2 separate regions of the Homo sapiens genome follow, and region 1 is linked to region 2. A link is an interaction called in ENCODE POLR2A ChIA-PET data of the cell type or tissue named here. Cell type or tissue: CD4-positive, alpha-beta T cell. All regions are shown on one strand. Each heading gives the region's core, and the rest is flanking DNA. Links, peaks and the distances in the headings are about the cores only.

Evidence for each region. Peaks named below come from ENCODE experiments on the same cell type or tissue, not always from the same donor. Only the 100,000 strongest peaks of a DNase experiment are listed, where the experiment ranks them.
Region 1: POLR2A ChIA-PET joins it to region 2 with 11 read pairs; 8 of 35 experiments call an interaction of 5 or more read pairs at or near these places.

What each region holds. Positions count from the first base shown.
Region 1 is chr11:66,442,175-66,445,082 of GRCh38, forward strand. No RefSeq gene overlaps it. Among named protein-coding and RNA genes, the nearest start is that of MRPL11, 4.8 kb to the left of the region's middle. In CD4-positive, alpha-beta T cell, for the core only: no CTCF peak of the experiment used is centred there; a DNase peak (open chromatin) is centred at 1,627.
Region 2 is chr11:66,531,842-66,534,721 of GRCh38, forward strand. BBS1 (Bardet-Biedl syndrome 1) reads left to right here. Exons shown (of 17, transcript NM_024649.5): 17 at 110-1,757. The coding sequence ends at 196. It also overlaps a transcript of ZDHHC24 not described here. Among named protein-coding and RNA genes, the nearest start is that of ZDHHC24, 13 kb to the right of the region's middle. RefSeq lists an enhancer at 1-112. In CD4-positive, alpha-beta T cell, for the core only: no CTCF peak of the experiment used is centred there; no DNase peak of the experiment used is centred there.

The sequences.
Region 1 (2,908 bases), core at 267-2,766, 89 kb before region 2:
TTCTATGGATTATAGATTAACTAAAAGTATTCCTTATGGAAAACAAAAGGATGGGCTGAAACAAAGGGATGGGCTCTGGCTAGTTATCTGCAGCAGGAACATGACCTTAAGGCACAAATCACTCATGCTATTGTTTGTGGTTTAGGAACACCTTTAAGTGGTTTTCCATCCTGGGTGGGCCAGGTGTTCCTTGCCCTCATTCCGGTAAACCCACAACCTTCAGTGTGGGCGTCATGGCCATCACGAACATGTCACAGTGCTGCAGAGATTTTGTTTATGGCCAGTTTTGGGGCCAGTTTGTGGCCAGATTTGGGGGCCTGTTCCCAATACTGTTCTAATTCTTTTCGTAAATTTGGATAAGGATCTAAAGGAGCAGTTGGTTTGGCTCTGAGTCTTTCTTCCTCTAACCCGCCTGCTGCCCCTTGATCTTCCTGTCCCCTATTCTGTGAGATGTACAAAGGTGGTAAGCATGATATGGGGTCCCAGGGCTTTTTGGTGGGCAAGGGCTTTTTACTAGGTTCCTTTTCCTCTTCATGGGGGCTAATTCCTTGATCCAACAGAGAGGTAACCTATCTCTTCTTGTGAGGATGGGATTTTATCATTTACATAGAGAATTAAGGCTTGGCACATCCAATCCTCATCTGAGACAAACTTAGGCCAAAAGACCAAAGGCTTACGAATAGGGTCTTTGGGCCAGATAAAAGAACAATACTTTATCATCTTTTGCTTTTCCTTGTCCCTGGTTCGAGGGTTATTCCTCCAAACCTGCAACATTCTCCCCAAAGGACTATCTGGGGAAATGTCAGAGAAAGTTTATTTGTCTCCATCTTTCCTTTTTTCCCTAGGCCTAGAATTCCTGTTTCCCATTTTCGGTCAGTCTCTGTGTTGGAGCTTTTCTCTGTGTACTCAACCCTCCCCCCACCCCAGAGGTTTCTTGCACACCACAAGAATCGCTTCATCTGTCTCCAGCTGTTTCCCTTGCAGGAGAAGGGGACCATGGATTGGGACTCCACACTCACTTCATATCGAAGATACTTCTCAGTCACACACACTTGACCTCCAAAAATGCCCATCCAACAAGGCAGTACTTATATTCCAATTTTCTGTCCTTGGCTCTCCAATTTTCTGACCTTGGGTCATGCACGAGGTTGCCTGGTTGCCATGGTCCCTGCTTTTCTCCCTATGTCACCTCTGCTGCCTCCTGAATAACAGTCTCAGGTTTGTCTATGGCCTCTGTGGGGAGCCGGGATGGCCAGAAACAGTGGGCCACCTAAATCAGGTGGGATGCATCTCCCCTCTCTCCCAGAGTCCCACTCTGCACAGGCACATAGATCCCGGATGAGCCCCCAGATTTGTGAGAAACAAGCTCACCCGTCCAAACCCAAAGAACGGACTCAGAGGCACGAAGAACAGTGAAAGTGAGACATTTAATAGCCATCTTGCAAGATCGGGTGTCTGATAGGCAGGCATACCTGGGGCAGCTACAGCAGGTAATTTATCTCCTAGCACCCACTTCCCTTCCCCAGTTCCTCACTGGTTGAGTACTATGGCGTTACAATCATCCCAGACATTGCCTAAGTTTCATCATCCCCCTCATAAGGATATACACTGGTGACCTTCTCTGCTTTTCAATTTCCCAATAACAAAACTTTCTTCCCTTTTATGGGCTGACTCATCCTCTACATTCTGTTCACTTATTATGACATTCTGGGTGCATGAGCCATGCGGTTTGTTACATTCGCAGGCTGGCTCTCAGTGCTTAGATTTATCATGCCTTGAAAATGAACCATTTAAAATGTTTTCTCACAAACCAATGTATCCCTTCCATGTATTGATTTATTGTCTTTGCTTATAACTCCTAACTCCTTAAAACATATAAAACCAAACTGTAACCCAGCCACCTTGGGCACACTTCCTCAGAACATCTTGAGACTGTTCCCCAGGCTATGGTCACCCATATTGGCAGAGAATAAACCTCTTTAAAATGTTTTACAGAGTTTGGTTTTTCCATTAACATGCCTCATGTAGTAGAATCAGAGAATCCACATAAAACCACCCTGGAAATTGTGGACACATATAAAATTTTTATTAGGAATACTTTTGGACTCCCACTAATTAAATATGATTGTCTCTACCTCTGAAGTCCATCAAGGGCTTTATAGCACTCAGGCTTGTTAACCTTACCACAGCTCTGGAGCCAAGCTACAAAGCCTTGAGCAAGGTAATTAACCTCCCTGTGCTTCACTTTCCCTACCAGTAAAATGGAACCAATAATAGTACCTATCTGGGCCAGGCACAGTGGCTGATGCCTGTAATCCCAGCACTTTGGGAAGCCAAGGTGGGCAGATCATGAGGTTAAGAGAGCGAGACCATCCTGGCCAACATAGCAAAACCCCGTCTCTACTAAACAAATACAAAAATTAGCTGGGCGTGGTGGCACACACCTGTAGTCCCAGCTACTCGGGAGGCTAAGGCAGGAGAATCACTTGAACCCAGGAGGCAGAGGTTGCAGTGAGCTGAGATCAAGCCACTGCACTCCAGCCTGATGATAAAACAAGAATCCATCTCAAAAAAAAAAAAAAATAGTACCTATCTGGCAGGAAATTAGTTAATTCATGTAAAGCACTTAGAAAACAGCCTGGCCCAGAGGAAGCAAGGCTGGGTCTGATTTAGCTCTGTGTGCCCACAGTGCAATAAATCCCTCCTGAATGAAGGAATTGTCACAAGGCAAACCCCAAAACTGGGGTTCGACCTAGGAGGCCACGTGGGTTCTTGGCCTCATGCAGGAAGGAATTCAAGAGCAAGCCAACAGAGGAAAGTAAAAGCAAGTTTGGTTTTTTTATTTTTATTTTATTTTATTTTATTTTATTTTATTTTATTTTTGAGATAGGGTCTCACTCTGTCACCT
Region 2 (2,880 bases), core at 1-2,500:
GTGGGGGTATCTGCACAGTGGAGCCCTGTGGCCTGTCATTAGGGCCAGCGCAGACCAGGCAAGGGGTCAGGGGTGTATGCCCCCTGCTGCCATGGCCACTCCTCCATAGGTGCTGGTGCTTCGAGAAGGCCAAAGTGCACCCCTGCTGAGTGCCCACGTCAACATGCCTGGGAGCGAGGGGCTGGCGGCCGCCTGAGACCTGAGCTGCTGTGAAAGCCCCTGCACAATCAGCCAGGGAGAACTGGGCGGGTTTAGTGGCCCCAGGCCCACTCCTCATGCAGCAGTGTGCTGGGGCGACAGCTCGTCTCCCCTCTCTTAAGCACCCGCTTCCTCACCACCCCCACTGTTGGGCCTATAGTAGCAGGTTAGTGAGTACCTAGGGCGGCTCAACTCCTCCCACAGCACCAACCCAGCATGGTCCCACTGAAGTCCTACTACGCCCTCCCCTCCCCAGCCTTTTCCAGAAACCATACTGGGCTCAGATCAGAGCTCCGAAGCGGTCAAAGTGAGCTGAGCAGGACAGGCCCAGCCTTTCTCCACTGCCACGTCCCTCATGCACATCACTCATCTCCTGCTGCAGGCCAAGGCCAAAATTGGGCTAGTCCTGGCCAGGGAAATCAGAAGCTCTTCTTGGGTGAGATTGAGCCTCCTGTTGCTCCCTGGAGTTCCGGAGGCTGGGCTGCAGCCCACTCAGCTTGCGGGCAAAATACGTGCTCTCCTCTCTCCTTGTCAGCTGAGCAAACCCAGGGAATAGCCCTCCTCTCCCCAGGAAACTTCTCTGAAATCTTAGACTTAGCCAGTCTTAGGCCTACGATGCCACACAAAGGTTGTTCAGGGAGAAGGGGGTGCAGGAGGCAGAGGGTGCCCCGCAGGGAGCTGGTGGCTCCAGCCCCACTAGAGCTCCTAAAGATCACACAGCAGCTGCTCCTGACAGGGATGCTCATGCCCAGAAAGCAAGCCCAGGAGAGGAAGGCAGAGTGTGACAGAGCAGAGCCAGGGCCAGGCGCACCAGGAGAGGCGTTTCTGGGGCTCCAGAGAAGTGCCACGGGAGGCAGAAGTCCAGAACTGCCCATATAGATGCCCTTCTACATCCTGGAGCCCAAATCAGTCATGTGGGTGGGAAGTTCCCAGGGCAGTGGTCACATCGTGAGAATTAGCAGGAAAGGCGGGGCCTTTCTTGTCATAGCTATTTCTGAGGATGAAATGGGAGACATATGCCCAGCACCTGATGTAAGTTTATATAATGTAATATTATGTACCTACCACTAAGAAATACATGAACCGTGCCATGAGGACAGTAAGTGTTCATAAAGCAACATGAAGCAAGAAACAGTGCAGGGTGCCCAGTGCACACACTAGAGAGAAATTGTGAACATTAAGGACAAGGAGAATTGGTGTCTTTCTAAAACATACTTATTTAAAAACACATACCCACTTACTAATGTGGAATTACACAGTTTGTAACAAGAAAACAGTCTCTCCCATTCTCTAGTACTGCTCCCCTACCCAGCAGTCACTTCCAGTTCATTCAGCTATTTTTAAAATGTGCTTATATGACTCTTGCTTGATATATCAATCTTAGACATTACCTGTTGACTCCCTGTTGTCATACATGAGGCTTTAGCTCTCTTTTGTCAGCAACCCTCCCCCATCCCTAGTTATTAGGTTAAAAAATACTCAGATTACTATTTCTATTACTATGTGAAAGTTAACTGCGGAGCCAAGAGTTGGACTATAATTAAATTACCTTCCTTGTACTTTCTTTTTAATGGAGTTAATGAGTTGCCCTGAGTTTCTCATTTACTTTGTTTTCTGATGGACTGATTGCTAATTCTTCCCCCACCATCTGACAGCTCCTCTTTTTTCTAGACACTTCCCTTCATCCCCTGCTTCACTGAGGACTGTTTGTTTTCCAGGTAAATTGCCTTTGCCTCTCTCCTGGGCTAGATCCTGATTCCTGGGCCTGATGGCTTCCTATTTCTCAGTTCACCCTCATTTGGTGAAACATATCCTCAAATATCTTCTTTAAAAAGTCATGGCCAGAAGGCTGGGCACTGTGGCTCACGCCTGTAATCCCAGCACTTTGGGAGGCCGGGGCAGGCGGACCACCTGAGGTCAGGAGTTTGAGACCAGCCCGGCCAACATGGTGAAACCCTGTCTCTACTAAAAATACAAAAATTAGCCAGGCGTGGTGGCAGACACCTGTAGTTCCAGCTACTTGGGAGGCTGAGGCAGGAGAATCGCTTGAACCCGGGAGGCGGAGGTTGCAGTGAGCTGAGATTGTGCCACTGCACTCCAGCCTGGGCAAAACGAGCGAAACTGGCTGGGCGTGGTAGCTCACACGTGTAATCCCAGCACTTTGGGAGGCCGAGGCAGGCAGATCACAAGGCCAGGAGTTCGAGACCAGCCTGGCCAACATGGTGAAACCCCATCTCTACTAAAAATACAAAAACTAGCCAGGCATGGTGGCAGGCGCGTGTAATCCCAGCTACTTGGAAGGCTGAGGCAGGAGAATTGCTTGAAACAGGAAGGTGGAGGTTGTAGTGAGCCAAGATCGCGCCACTACACCACTCTAGCCTGGGCAAGAGCGAAACTCTGTCTCAAAAAAAAAAAAAAAAAAAAAAAAAAGCGAAACTCTGTCTCAAAAGAAAAGAAAAAAAAAAAAGTCACTAGAGGCCGGGTATAGTGGTTCACACTTGTAATCCCAGCCCTTTGAGAAGCCAAGGCAGGAGGATCGCTTGAACCCATAAGCTGGAGACCAGCCTGTGCAACATGGTGAGACCCTGTCCCTACCAAAAAAAATAAAGTCATTAGAGTTTTTAAAGATTTTTTTCATTTATTTTATTTTATTTTATTTTATTATTTGTTTTTTGAGACGGA